2 separate regions of the Mus musculus genome follow, and region 2 is linked to region 1. A link is a contact called in ENCODE Hi-C or POLR2A ChIA-PET data. All regions are on one chromosome and are shown on one strand. The core of a region is the stretch at or near the end of the contact, and the rest is flanking DNA. Distances in the headings are between cores, read along the strand shown.

Region 1 (7,792 bases), core at 2,205-4,704:
TGAGTTTACAGGTTTCTACTACTGTGTGTTCTACACACAACACACAGAACTGGATTCTTGTCTGGTCCATACTGCATGTTTAAACGTATTGAGCCGTCATTTGATGTGTAAGAACTCCATCCTGCAGAGAAGCTCCTTAAGCTCAGGAAGTAAGCAATTCAGTGGCCCCAGGAAATTCCTGAAACTGACAAGACTCGCCTCATCCCTCCCTCTCCCCAGCATATAGAAGCAGGAAGGAAGTGATGCAGAGAAAGACACTCTCAGACCAGTTGAGCTGCCTGGAAGGGACACTCTCCAACCTGTTGATCTGGCTGCAGGCCAGTGTGCTCCAGGTTCCCAGCTAGTGACATAGTTCCTTTAACAAAGCCACACCTATTCTAACAAGGCCACACCCACTCCAACAAGACCACACCTCCCTATGGGCCAAGCATTCAAACACATGAGTCTTTGGGGGACATTTCTATTCAAGCCACCACACTAGCCGCTTGGGTTTTAGTTAACTCCGGGTGTAGTTAACAATCAAGAATAGCCATCACACCTAGTAATGCGTGTGCCTCTTCCTTGATCTTTATAACTGCCTGGAGTGTCTATGAGAAAGGAGGACCGAGTGCACACGGAGGGAACACCTAGAAGGGTGCAGGGGGAAGACAGCCATCTATCCACAGCCAATAAGGGGACCCAGGGAGGACCAAGTCCTGCAGACACTTTAATCCAACATCCAAGTCAGTGAGAGACCTTTTATTATTCATGCTACCACGAAGGTGGCTCTAGGTGTCACAGAAAAGTCTTCAAATTCCAGAAGATCTAAGTTTTGTTAGTAACAAACACAGCAGAGTTGTATTGATGTGTTGGATAGCGGAAGACTGAAGAACTTGTGGGCAGATTAAAAGAAGAATAGGTTCATTCCTGTCCTCTCACCCCAGGGACAAGTTTCCATTTACCCAAAGGTCAAGACCAGAAGGTCAGCTGGTAGGAATGACTGAGACTTTTAACACCTCGCTCTCTCTGTACTTCTGTCTCACCCTCAGCTCATTGTCTCCATCGGTTCGACAGGGACTGTACCTAGCTTAAGAGCCACCTCTGTCTGGCCTGGCCTCTGCCTGCTCTTTCCTCATACAGTCCCCAGTAGTGACTGCTCAGCTGGAACAGAGGTCAGAAGAGTTGGCTCCAAATGCCTGCATACTAGGACTCCTGCCTCCTTCCCGTGACCTCTGCTTCAACTAAGAAGAAACAGAGGAGAGTTGAGAACTGAGAGAGGAGGAGGCCCTCAGGGTCGGACACTATGCTGTCATCCTCTGGGATACGGAAAGCACCCCCTCTTCCCACACGCTGACCTCTTACAGTTGGGGTTGGCAACCTGCCTGGCTGGCCTTGGTTAGGCTCGCAGGAGTCTCATCTTTTATTCTGACTATAACAAGACAGATGGAAGGGAGAAGCCATCCCGGCAAAGAGAGGGAGCAGAGGCAAAGAGACGAGGGGTGTGAAGGCAGGCTGTTCAGATGCGCCCTGAGGGGAACAGCTCTTTGTCCAGGGCATCAGAAGGCTTCAGTCCCCCCAGCCTGGGTTCAGCTTGATGAACGGACAGCTAGGCAGGAGGCAGCCTGTTGTTACTGGCAGCATCCAAGAATGAAGCAGCCTTACCCCTGCTGTTGGCCAGATGTTCCCCAAAGCGCTCGATAGGCTCCCTGAGACTAGAGTGGCCATTACTAATGTTACAGTGACTTTGACCGTATCCCCCCAAAACCTCATGGCTCTACCACAAAGAGGAGCCACATCCTCGGGTACCTTCAGGGCCTGGCTCACCCTCCCACTAGGAGCCACATCCTCGGGTACCTCCAGGGCCCATCTCACCCTCCCCCCACACAGGCAGACACCCCCCTCATCCCCTCTCATCATTCCTGAGGCATCTGCCCTTGAGCTGGGTGGAGCTCCTCTGTGCTGTGTTCTCACGGACCCTGCCCTCTTCCTGACTGTAACATTCACCACGGTTCAGGGGCATGTTTGCTTGATTGCTTCATTTCAAGGCCCCATGCTTGTTTTCATGCTTTTTTTTCCCTTTGCTTTCTTACATTCCTTTATATTTATTTATTTATTTCCTCCAATAATTTATTTATTTTTATTCACTTTACATTCCGATCACAGCCCCCCTGCCTCTTGTCCCAGTCCCACCCTTACAAGTCCCTTCGCCCCATTGCCCCTTGTCCCCTCTCCTCCTCAAAGAAGGGGGAGAGGGGGGCCTTGGGACCACTCTGAGACATCTAGTCCCAGCAGGACTGGGTGCATTCTTTCCCACTGAAGCCCAACCAGTCCAGGTAGGGGGAAGGGGATCCAATGTCAAGGAACAGAGACCGAGACCCTGGCTCCACATGTTAGGGGACCCGCATGAAAGCAGAGCTGAACGTTTACTACAACGTGTAGGGAGTCCAGGTCCAGTGCCTGCATATTTCCTGGTTGGTGGCCCGGTCTCTGTGAGCCCCCATAGGCCTAGGTTAGTTCTTTATATTTATTCAGTGTGTGTGTGTGTGTGTGTGTGTGTGTGTGTGTCTTAAAGCCATACTTCTTCTATCTTGGGAATCCAGGGGACTGAACTCAGGTCATTAGGCTTGGTGGCAATCACCTTTTACCAGCTGGCTGATCCATCTCACTGCCTGGCTTAATGGTTTCTTCCTTTTCCTTCCTTCTTTCCTTCCTCCCTCCCTTCCTTCCTTCCCCCCTTTCCTTTGTTTGTTTGTGAGACAGGGATCCTCTGTGTTGATGGTTTCTTACCTGCTGTCTTTCCTGGCAGCAGAGCAGGCTGTACCTCTGTGGAAACTGGGAACATTTGAAGATTGATGGCAAGAGACATTTGAGACATCCCCCTGCTGCAGAGAAACAGATCTACCTTTGCAGGCAGGGCTGGTTCCCTTCTGTGCCTCTGTTTTCATGGGATGGAAGAGTTACAACGTTGCACAATGTGCACAATGGGACTGTTGTTGTTGTTGTTGTTGTTGTTGTCCAAATGAACCTTTCCACTAAATTATCCAGAAGCAGAGTCATAGGTACTATGACTCTCCATGTTCTGGATGGGCAGGACAGCCAGAGAAGAAAGGGTTAACACTCTCCTGAAAGGAGCCACCCACTCCTCTCCTACTGCCTGATGAGACAGGTGGTGGGTGCAGCAGCCCTGAGGCCCAACTCTGGGCCTGCTCCTTCCAAGATCAGACCCAGAACAGGATAAGTTTTGTTCCAGTACCAGCCCTATAACAACAGCTGTGAGGGGCAGTGTCTCCTGTCAGCACACACACAAAGCCATGAGGCCCCGGTTCACAAAGCTAATGGGTGTGTGGCTTTGGCGTGCCAGCTCACAGGGCTTTCAGTTCCTATCAGTGACATCGGCTCCCAGACCTTCCTTCAACCACCGTGTTGTGCTTGGATTGCACAATTATGCTTGACAGAGTTGCTTCATCTGTCTTAGCGGCTTCCATCAATAGCCAGAGAGAAAATCTGGTTATAAAGTGACTCTTCTTAGAAGGTCTGGGTCCCGGTGGGGAGTGCGTTCTTGGTCAGCTTCCCAGAACCACAGAAGTCAGTTGGCATTCCCTCATTTATAGCAGCAGCGGTGCGACCCCGAGCCTGAGCCTGTGAGAGAGTCCTGTGTGCATCTAGACCTTTGTCTCTGCTCAGAATATGAATACAAACACACCCCAGAACACAGGAAAACATCCAAGAACAAATTTAAAAAGCAGACCAAACAGCCTACTAGAAGCCAAGAGAAAGACCACAGAAAGTCAGTAACTCCAATAGTATTTTCTTTCCTTCTCTTCTGAACAAGGGACTCCATGTTTGTGTTTTGCCACTGGGTCTGCAAACTGTATAAGTGTGGTCATCAGCAACGCATGATGTCATTTCTTAAAATTTATACACCACAAGTGGGGAGATGGCTCACCGGATAAAATGCTTTCCGTGCAAGCATGAGAACCGGAGTTGAGACCCCAGAACTCAGGTGAAGTAGCAAGTGTGGTGCTTATGCATCTGTAGCCCCTGCCCTGGGAGAGCAGAGACAAGCAGATTCCAGGAGGCTCAATAGCCAAGCAGTATAGCCGAATCAGAGAGCTCCAAGCTAAAGGAGACCTGAAGAAAAGATGGAGACGAAATGGAAGAAAACATCCTGACACTAACCTCTGGCTTCCACACACTCAGCAGGTGGGCACACACTTGCATCAGCAGTGTGGAGCAACCAAAGTCTCCTTCATTGCTGATGGGCATAAAGTCAGTCTTTGCAAGACAGCGCAGCAGTTTCTTACAAAGTCATAAAAAACATCTACCGTGGAACTTAGAAATAGTGTCCTAGATATTTACCCAATTGATACAAACTTGGTTTAGATGAAATTCTGCATACAATCATTTGTAGTGGCTTTATTCTTAAACCTATCAAGTGAGAACCCAATGTCCTTTCGCTGGGAACTGGATAAACAAACTATGGTACATCTAGACAATGGCTACCGATGCACAGATAGGTGAATCACAATGCATTATGCTAAGCAAAATAAGCCAGAAGCCAGATGCGGAGATCTAACCCTGTGTACTTCTAATTATGTGACACCCAGGGACAAGCAAAATGTTTTAGAGACAGGAAAGTGATAGGTGGCTTATCAGGGCTGATGGAGGGGAAGCTGTCTGTGACTTTGGAAGGACTTAGTGGTGATGACAACGTTGTTTGGTTATGGTCTCAACTCAGCAGCAGCGCAGTCACCGGGATGAACTTTAGTGGGTGTCAGTGATATCTTAGTTTTTAGAAAGCGCCTTGGTGTTTGCTAGGCAAAAATGAGTAGCTTGTGTAGTCTTTATGCATGACAGAAATCTCAAGCAAGGGACCTCGAGTCAAAGGTGAGAGACAAAAGAGTCACAGTCCTCGCAGTGGGGGATGCTGGGAAGGGCTCTGGAATTTTGTAAGATGCTCAAGATAGGACCAGTGGAGACCAAGCTGGAGGGAGAGGCTCCTCTAAAAAGCAGCTGAAGAAGATTTTGTGGGTGAATGGGACTTGGGGCACCTGGCAGAACCCTCAGACACTTCTCTTTCCTACCCACTGCCTTGGTCTCCAGCAGGCACACGTTGGAGAACCTCACCCTGCCCTGCCTTGGCTGTTCTGATTTTATGCCTAAAAGAATTGATTGATGTTGACAGGGAGTGATTTGCCTGTCTAATTAATACGCCAACTAATTTTTAATTTAATTTCACATCTTAGGTCACTGGGTAACAAGACTGTATGATTCTCTCAGTGCTACGGGCCTTGATGTGAAGTGACAGGGGAGGTGCTCTTCCCCCAGGGCCCAGCCACAGCCTCTAGATTTTTCCCATCCTGTACACAAGCGAGCCCTGGTCCCCATGAGAGTGTCTTCTGTCCATACCACCCAGCTTCTCAGTCTGGGGCTCTTAACCAGTTACTGCTCCAACAGACACTGACTTTGTGCTGACTTTGTGCTAATCCCTAACTGGGATGGAAACTTGGGGTACCAAGAAGCTAAGACATGCCTTCCCTGCCCCTACTGCCTCTACAAATTTATCGGGCTCCCAGAGAGGATTCTCACTTGAACTAGTAATTACAAAACCAGGTGTGGTTAAGATTGTGCCTATAATCTCAGCATGCTGGAGGCTGACACAGGAAGGTCACTGAGGGTTCAATCCAGCGTGAACTACATGAATTACATGGTGAGTTCCAGGCCAGCCTGGACAAAAGAGCAAGACCCCCCCCTTCTCGCTCTCTCTCTGGCTCTCTCTCTCTTACACACACACACACACACACACACACACACACACACACACACACCTCTAGCAATTAGAAAATTCAGGTTCCAGAGAGGAGCAAGAACTTCAGAGAAGAACCCAGCCCAGCCTCTGCTACTGAGAGCTTGAGGAATTTAATTGATCTCCCTGTGCCTCCGTTCCTCAGTTTAACCGTCTCTGCCCCATTTGTCTGTCTTGTAGACTGTCTCATATTCTAGGATCTCTCTTGATGTCTCCAGATGAATTCTCTGCTCCCCTCTAAGCTACACTGGGAAATTAGTTCCCAGCTCACTCAGAAAAAGCTCAGTGATCGATTAGTAATGTCTGACAAGGGTACAGGGACGGGGTGGGGTGATGAGTGGTACCAACATTCATGTCTTCTGACTCTTCTAAAGGATTTGACTAGAATATCTGGAATCTGTGAAGGGCCAAGAACTGGGGGGAGGGCTGTGAAGAGGTAAGTTCCACTCAAAGATTCTTCTCTTTTTTTTTTTTTTAAGAGCTGCTTTGTGAGGAGACAGGAAAATGGTCCCTATAGGTTACACAGAGCTACCCCTCTTTCAAGGGAGGCACGCAATCATTTATCAAGCAAACACAAAGTCAAGTCCAGGTAAGAGGAATACCACATACTTTCTTGTTGCCCTACTCACTCTCTGGAGCTGAGGAGAGACTCTACAGAGCTTGAAGAGTGGGAATAGAAGCAGAAAAAGTGGGGCTCACAGAGGAAGTTCATGGACTGTGGAGTACCAGTGCCTGGGCTCGGTCACTTCCTGGCTGCACCACCTTGGGCAAACTACTCAGTCTTTCTGGTCCTCAATTTCCTATTCTTTGTTCTGAGGTCCAGTAACTCATGTAGCCCTCAATATTAGAGAGCTAGTTTGCCTTAGTGTTCCAGGACTGCCAAGTATGGAAGAGATTGCATGGGTCATTCCAGACAGTATCAAGTCGGGGAGGCACAAAATACCCCTTGGCGTGGATAGCAAATCCCATGGGGTGTTCCCTCTGCCTGGGGTCTGTCTCACTGGAAGGGGACTGAGGAAACGTAAAAAAATCAGAGAGTGTTGAGAATGAACCAAGCGGGACCCAGGAATGAGGAAGAGGGAGGAGGCTGTGGGAGAGAGGAGCAGGTCCACTTCCAGGAGCAAGAAGAGAGAGGGCAGAGAGCCAAGGAGGGATTAATGGGTTTGTCCTCGGGGAACAGGGACCAAGGGAGGAGAGAAGCTAGAACAAGGGGAGGCTTGTCTGAGATTGCGAATTGGGTTCCTTCGTAGTCTGTCCTAAGAGGAAAGACGTTCCTTTTTAAATTGCTTTTCTTGTTTTTGAATTGCACTCTGATTTAAACACTGAGACCATCCTGCTGGACCAAGTCACCTGGGCCACTTCTCTACGGTCCTAGAAGTCTAGCTCTGCCTTCCTTCGGAGAGTGGCAATGGCCCAGAGGCATCAGGCTCTTCCCGGGTTCTGGCTCCTTGACAGCACAAGATTGGATTTCCCTGGCACAGGTCCTTAGCAGGCACTGCCAGTGCCAGGCTTCTGTGCCCCGGTGTCATCCCTCCCGCAGTTAGAGCTTCCTGTAACCAACTGCAGCTTTGTTACCACAAGCACTCAGTGGGCTCTCGGGCGGGCCGGCTGCTGGGGTAAACCCGGCATGAGAGGCCCTAGACAGGCTGGCAGGTAGGAACACTGGGCTGTGACTCTCCTATCACACAGTTCTCAGTGAACCGAACCCCCACCCCCATGTGTCCTATCATGTTCATGAACTCCAGATGGTCACTACCTCATCCCACGAGTCAACCTGCCCAAGACAAGCATCTTTTTCCTGTGCCGTTCAACTCCCCATGGCCCTCTCCACTTTTGCTTTCTGGAGTCCTCTTCCAAGATGCCTGCGCTCAGCTCCTCTTCCTAGCCTGTTTCCTGCGGAGCCCAATCGAAGCCAGTCAGGCTTCCAGATGTTCCATCCCACAGCTGTCTGGGACCTGGTCTGAAGAGAAAGCACAGGTTACTTCCTCAGAGGTCACAGAGTTCATT
Region 2 (7,792 bases), core at 2,157-4,656, 69 kb before region 1:
GTGTGTGTGTGTGTGTGTGTGTGTGTGTGCGCGCGCGCGCGCGCGCGCGCGCGTGTGAATTACCACCCATGTGTGGAACACATCTGCCAGCCTCCTGAAAAGCTAAACTGATGCCTGTCACACAAGGCAATGGCTCCACTCTCAGGAACACCTCCCAGAGAAATAAAAGAGTGTTCATAACAGCTTTACTCGGGAGAAGAAAAACCGGAAACCATGGTAATGTTCATGAATGATAAACAGATCATACGGATATAATAGAACACCACTTAGCAATGAAAATGATGACTAACTGGTGTCCCAACAAAACAACTGAATCTCTTCATAACAATTTCAAGCTCATGGTATATAAAAGAATCCAAATGGGGCTGGTGAGATGGCTCAGTGGATAAGAGCACCGGACTGCTCTTCCGAAGGTCCAAAGTTCAGATCCCAGCAACCACATGGTGGCTCACAACCATCCATAATGAGATCTGACTCCCTCTTCTGGAGGGTCTGAAGACAGCTACAGTGTACTTACATGTAATAAATAAATAAATAAATAAATCTTAAAAAAAAAAAAAAAGAATCCAAATGAAGGAGAAAAAGGAGGGGGTGAATAAGATTCCAGTTATATAAATGTCTAGAAAATAATTAATGTGAGGGACAGACAACATCCAGCCGTGGCAATACACCAAGTCGGATGGGGATAGAAAAAGATCACAAAGAAGAGACAGGAGGGAGCCGGGCGTGGTGGCGCCTCTAAGGGCTCTGAGTACCATGGGAATCATCATTAATGTTACTGTTAATCTTTGATGCTTTGTATACATTAATTTTATTGGTGTATAAGACACATGAAGAAAGCTGTTGCCGGGCAGTGGTGGCCCATTCCTTTAATCCCAGCACGTGGGAGGCAGAGGCAGGTAGATTTCCGAGTTCAAGGCCAGCCTGGTCTATAGAGTGAGTTCCAGGACAGCCAGGACTATACAGAGAAACTGAGTCTCAAAAAAAAAAAGAGAGAGAGACAGGAGGGAGTCTTACGGTGACAGATATGTTCATCCTCTTGATTTGGTAGTAGGTTCACAATGAGTACTTATGTCAAACTTACACAATTATATACTTTAAATATGCAAATTAAGAATATATATAGAGTGTGTATGTGTCTGTTATTGACTAATGATCCATAGGATTTTTTTTTTCTGAGCCAAAGTAAAATTTTGTGGCTCAGGCTGGGCTCCAATTTGAAATCACCCAGTCTTAGCCTCCCAAGTGCTAGTATTATAGGAATGTGTCATGCTGCTGACCAAACATTTCTTTTGTGGTTGCTTTTTTTGTTGTTGAAAATCATGGGGCTCAAGAACAGAAGGATCATGCCTCTCTTTTGGCTTTCCTCTTACTTCAATTTCCTAGGAAATAGGGATAATAGTAGCACCTATCTGTGGCAAATCAAATTCTTTCCCCTCTCCCCTCATATATGTCTACATACTACTCGAAGTATGCGTGAAGCCTAGCAAACATATACATAGACAGACAGACAGACAGACACGCACACACACGTGCGCACATGCACCAATCTTTGAAGATGTAAGTTAAGGAGTTTCCGGCTGGTGAGATGGCTCAGCAGCTAAGAGCACTAACTACTCTTCCAAAAGTCCCGAGTTCAAATCCCAACAACCACAAGGTGGCTCATAACCATCCGTAATGAGATCTGATGCCCTCTTCTGGTGTGTCTAAAAGACAGCTACAGTGTACTTACATATAATAATAAATAAATCTTTTTTTTTAAGTTGAGTTTCATCTAAGAATATCATTCTGGACTATTCTTGTGAACCCTAAATCCAACTGTAACTGTCCATAGTAAATGGCAAGTCAAGCTCTGAGACTTAGAGAGAACCTTGTGAGATACCGACTCAAATAGCCTTGCATGAGTGCCCCAAAGGGAACAGGAGACAGAAGCAGGTGTGGGTCAGAAGTGCGGCTGATCTATGTTAATGAGGGAGCAGTTGTAAGAAGCTTACTGAAGCTGACAAAGGGCAGAGGCTATGTTACAAGTGTCATTACAAATAAATAAATAAATAAACCAAGTACCATTACATGCCTCATTAACAACAAGAAGGAAAGACATACATACACATCGGATAAGTCTTTGGCAGAGCCTGACTATGTCTGGATACACACCTTAAGTCTCAGGAGTCATACACACATCAGATGACTACAGCTCAAAACCGATCAGGAGAGAAAGGTCCTTTCCTAGCAGTGTGGTGAACTCAAGTCGTGTTCCCTTAAAAATATTTACACTCTCTTTTGAAAACCTCATTTAATTTTTACTTTAAGATTTTTCATTTATTTTCATATATGAGAAAAGTAAAGAGATATTTGCAACAAACAAAAGGTGGCTATCCCAGACAAAGAAGAAAATCTTTGTTGCCAGACTCTGTTGACACGGAATGTTGAGAGAATACATTTCTGGTCTTTTCATTTGGTTTTTGGTTTTTCGAAACAGGGTTTCTTTGTGTAACTCTGGCAATCCTGGAACTAGTTCTGTAGACCAGGCTAGCCTGACCTCATAAGATCTGCCTGCTTCTGCCTCCCAAGTACTGGGATTGAAGACGTGTGCCACTACTACCTGGCATTATTTCTGTTTTATACGCCAAACGTGGACCGATTTCATTAGAAATCGACTTGCAACTTCATACATCACTGAAGTGGAGTTAAAAGTATTATCTAAATTGCTTCTCTGTGAATTAAGTGCGTTGGCCTGTTAAGCACGCGGGACAGCCACACGTAGTAAGCACTAAAGAAACACTGAGTGAATTTTGCTAAGTGAAAAAGATTTCCGATGCCAGTGCAGCTGGTTCTTGACGTTTTTTTACTTTTCTAGATTATGAGGAGTGGGTTGCAAACCATAATGTGGGAGCATCTTGTAAATTTACGCAATTAAAGCGTGATGAGTATGGCAAAAAATAAACAAAAACAAACCAAACAAAGCGGAATTCATTTAGGTCTGTGGAGTTCTGCCGTGCCTGTAAGTTCTAGGAAAGGAACTCCTCCATTTCTCAACGAACTTGTCTTTTGCATCTTTGTTATTTCTATAAATCTCTTATTCTAAACGCAATAGAGAACGAAATGCAGGAGGCAGCAAGCTCTCAGGAGAAAAACACTTTTGGTGTCTGTTTGAGCCTATAGGTGTCAGAGAATTGAAGTCCCAGACTTGGTTTTCAGAAAACTACAACTCCCTGAAGCCTTTGGGTCGCAGAATTAGAAGCCTCAGAAAAGGGGTGGAGTCTAGAGAGAAGCCGTTGGTTGTTTCCATTGTCCAGAGTGGAGGGACCACAAGAGCGGAGGTGGGCGGATCCCCGTCCTGATTGGTTGTAACTAGAAGGGGCGTCCCCCGCGTGATTGGCACAGTCCTTGGGGGCGGAGACCCCGCGGCGGCCGCTCGAATTTCCCGGGTTGGGCGCGCGGGGACTGCTGGGTAGCTCTCGGGACGGTTACCCTCACCGGGTCAGCCGCGGATCGGAGTCGGGGTAGGGGTCGGGGTTCGACATGCAGAGCACTGACCTGGGCAACAAGGAGAGCGGCAAGATATGGCACCGCAAGCCATCGCCAGCCACTCACGACGGGTGAGGCCGCGGGCTGTGGAGACCGACGAGGGGGCGGGTCTGCGGGAGACTGAAGTGGGAAGCGTGGAGGAGGAATGCTGGCCCGGGGATTCTGACTCTGGCCGTGCGCTGCATCCCTGGGTTGGGACCTCAGGAGGAGCAAGTAGCTCCGGAAACCGTAGATTGCAGTTGTCCCAGAATCTGGTCCCTGGTCACGGTGAGAGGCAGGCAGGAGAAGGCTCTACGACTTGTGCAAAAGAATTTGCAGTTCAGCTGAGTGCCAGGACTCCACCTGCTTTGATTTATTAATGTCTATTCCAGTTGGGGGGAAAAAAAACTCCAGGAGGTGATGGGAGCAAAGAAAGCAATGCACATCTACCTTTCCAAAAGCCGATGCTCTCCATCCTTAAGTCATTCATTACATTGCACACCTGTAATGTTGAGAGCCTAGTGTGGGCCAAGCACGCTTTTCACTATGGAACAACGCTGGAACAAACTTAAGTTCTGCAGTGAGTGTTGCAGGGCCTGTCATTGGTGCGGGGACTTTTACCCGCCTGTGCTTCCTTTTATTCTGTTTGGAGTAGCGGGTTTAACACGCAGCCTCTTGTGTGACGTCAGTGGGAGTCTTTGCCCCCTCCCCCATTTGTTTTGGTTCCCATGGTGCCTGCCTAAGCGATCTTGGTGTTTCTGATTACCTACGTTTGCGTGGACTGCATAGTATCACTTGGGTTCATACCTCGAGGTTTGTTTCTCAAGAGACTTTTCTATTTATCTTTTAGTTGCTTCCCTAGAAATCAGACTAAGTGTTTTTGTAAGCTGAAAGCAGTTATAAGTGGATCAGCCACTTATTTGACTAGCCAGCCAGCCACTGTGGTTTCTGGTGGCTGTCCACCCTTTATCAGTGCTATTCACCCGTTGACCTATTGAATAAACAATCTTGTCAATAGTGGAGATTCTTCGGCGTTTTCCTTTCAGCTCGGAAAGCAGTTTTGAGCCAGGACAGCTAAGTTGAACCAGCCAGCAGAGCTCAGAAAGAACTAAAAAGGGTGAGCTTACTCAGCAGTAAGTCTCAGAGGTTGAGAACATTCTAGGTTTAGATTAGGTTGTCCGGAGGCTAGAAGCTTTGGGGACTAGGCCTAGGTTAAGAAACAAAAGGCAGTAAGCCTCCAGGATGACAGTTATATCAGGAGAATAAAAAACGTGTGTGTGTGTGTGTTGATGTGTGTATGTATGTATATATGTGTGTGTGTATGCATGTGTGTGTTGATGTGTGTATGTATGTGTGTGTGTGTGTGTGCATGTGCATGTGTATGTGTGTGTGCATGTGTATGTGTATGTATGTATGTATGTATGTATGTGTTGATGTGTGTATATGCAGGTATGCTTGTAAAGCCCAGAGATTAGCATCGGCATCTTCCTTAAGTGCTCTTCACCTTAGTTTTTGAGACATAGACTCTGACTGAACTTAGTGCTCATCTCTTTAGCTCCAGGGAACTGTCTATGTTTCCAACGCCCCGTCACTGGGGTTCCAGATGTGGGCCACGATGCAAAGATTAATTTTTGTCTTTCAACACCATGAAACTCCATAAAGATGAACAGCGTAAGATTTTTTTTCTATATCCCTGATCAATCTGTTTAAAAAGCTCTATGTTTAGACAAACAGGAAGAAAAATAATTTTTTCCACTGCTGAAGATTCAACCTAGGGCTTTGTATATCTTAGGCAAGTGCTTTACCAGTGAGCCCAAGAGGAAAATGTTTAACCCACTTATCAATGTAGCATGTAGCATCTTTCTGTAAGTTTTGAAAATGAGATCTTAATTTGGAATATCAGAACTCAACATATAAGGAACTAGGGAAATGGCTCAGAGCTTAAATGCATTGGCTGGTCTTACAGAAGATCCAAGCTTCATTTCCAGTATCCACTTGGTACCTCCCAACCTCCTATAATTCAAGTCTCAGGGGGAATCTAAGACCCTTTCCTAGCATCTGCAGGCACCAGGCCTGGCACAGTGCACAGACTGCTCAGTCAAAAGATAAATCATTTTTAAAAGATTCATACGCAAAAGATAAAATTTTCATGATTAAATACTATTCTTGAAATAAAGGAAGGAGGCTAGCCAGAGGGCTCAGAAGGTAAGGGAGCTTGCAGCCAAGCCTGATCTCTTGAGCTTAGTCCTTAGGTACCTTATGGTAGGAGAGCGCCAACTCCCGTAGGTTGTCCTATGACCTCCACATGTCATGCATGTGTGAGCGTGAATGCACACACATAAAGTCATTTTAAACAGGGTGGGATTGTGCTGGTCTTCAAGATCAGAATGACGATGCATGATTTCGTTTCCCCATCTTTTGTTTTTGAGATAGGATCTCACTGTGCAGCCGAAGCTGGATTTAAACTCAGTTTTCCTGCTTCCACTTCCTGAGTCCTGGGATTATAGGTGCGCATCACTGCACAATTCTGTAGAATCAAGAAACCGTTTGGGGCTGCAAGTGTTTTTTCTCACATTTGCCATGTGCACGGCATGGTATATTTGTGGAAGTCAGAGAACAAGGACAACTTGTGGGTATCATGTCTCTCCTCCCATCACTGGGGCCTACGGGATTAAACTCCGGTCACCAGGCTTGGAGCAAGCATCTTTGCCTGCTGAGCCATCCCACTGGCCCAGTAAGTTTTCTAAATAGTTTTTCAGCAGATGTATGGCACAGGAATTCTCCAAAAATAGTAAACTTAGACAAGTATCACTGTGCATTCTGTACAAAGTTTGCCCGTGAAAGTAGTGCATGATGACGAACAAATATATATCAAGTCTAGAAAAGCAGAGTGGGCAGAAACTACCCCGTGTTGCTCTTCTCCACGCACAGCAAGCAGCATTTATATTTATCCATCTTTCCCCATGTATACACCATTTCTTTTGCATATTTATGTTAATTATATGTTTGTTTGTGTATGAGTAATTTAAAGCTCAAGGTTAAAATGGTTGAATTTTCCACATAGCTTTAGTGCATACTCTATGTATCTATAGGATAATATTGAGGAATTAACTCCACTTCTTACCATTGGAGTAGAAGTCTGATTCATGGGTTTTCGAAGAATGATGTAAAGCACTTCACTGGCATGGAGTGAGCGCTGTGAATTATAGGTCAGGTTCAGGGACACAGCGATGAACATGTAGTCCTTAGAACACGCACTTGCCAGGGCACTGTGGAGGTCTCAGAGGTGGAGCTATAACTCACGCTTTGTGGAGCGTTTTATGTCACAGAAAGACTCTCCTATCCCGTTGCCTATTCGTTGTAATGCTGTTTGTATGTGCCTTTTTACTGTCGTCTTTGCCACTAAACTATAAGTGACAAAATAACCTTGTCTCCATTATTCCTAGTGTCTGGCTTCATCAGTTCTGACATGAAGTAAGTTTTCTAGTATCTAGTGAATAAATGAATGTTAGCTTTCTGAACTGTTTAGAAATCCTTCTAAGACTGATTCTAGGGACAAGAGGAACATCGGTAGGAAGGATAAGCAGGCAGGAAGCCTTCAGTAGAACCCAATACATAAAAGCCGGTATGTGGTGTGGAGTGTAACGTTTAGATGGTTGTGTTTTGACAGAATTATAGTGAACATTGTTCACAGCACTTCTGAATACCATCCCAAAGTCTTGCGGTTTTTGAATGTGGCTTTTGATGGCTCAGGCGATTCCTTCATTGCTGGGGACCATCAGGGAAACATCTATGTTTTTGACTTGCATGGAAACAGGTAAGCAGACGCTTTCAACATGTGCCTTATTACTTAGGGAGTTATCGTCGACTATTCCAGTTACTTACTGATGACGTACGAAGCCCGGCTGAGTTCTTAGAAAGCGACTTTAAGTGCTGGTGGAAGAGTGGAGGACTGGCTGGTTTACAGGGTGGCTGGCAGCTCTGAGTATTCTTCCTGACACCGGGTCTTATTGTGTCCCAGGGTGGCCTCTCGACCCTGCAGTGGTTCTACCTCAACCTCCCCATCGCGGGGAGCCACCAATCCTGCTAGCTTGGGTTTTTTTTTTGTTTTGTTTTGTTTTGTTTTTTCATTGCAATTTCTATATTGTATTTTATTTCTTTTATGTGTGTCTGTATGTGTATGCATACATAGCATGCCACAGCTTGCATGTGCAGGTTAAAGGGACAGCTTCCAAGAGTCAGTTGTCACCTTCTGCCATGTGGGTCCAAGGGATTGAAGTCATGC

What was found. A loop is a pair of places that touch in the nucleus more often than their neighbours do. ChIA-PET counts read pairs that join two places held with the same protein, here RNA polymerase II (POLR2A).
Region 2: a map of gastrocnemius shows a loop between it and region 1 (2.4-fold over the local background). The contact joins the promoter of Tbc1d31 here to the enhancer-like site in region 1. A Hi-C loop is called at or near these places in 4 of 37 maps with a recorded cell type or tissue (gastrocnemius, heart and left cerebral cortex). POLR2A ChIA-PET finds 5 or more read pairs at or near these places in 3 of 5 experiments (Patski and embryonic stem cell).

Annotation. Positions count from the first base shown.
Region 1 is chr15:57,977,518-57,985,309 of GRCm38, forward strand. It overlaps a transcript of Fam83a not described here. Among named protein-coding and RNA genes, the nearest start is that of Fam83a, 4.5 kb to the right of the region's middle. Within about 2 kb of position 3,455, at least 1 of the 3 ENCODE cell types and tissues checked has a DNase peak (open chromatin) inside an H3K27ac peak, as active enhancers do; it is gastrocnemius, where a contact is called at or near this core.
Region 2 is chr15:57,908,793-57,916,584 of GRCm38, forward strand. Tbc1d31 (TBC1 domain family, member 31) reads left to right here and starts at 3,407. Exons shown (of 21, transcript NM_001081396.2): 1 at 3,407-3,599; 2 at 7,178-7,324. The coding sequence starts at 3,523.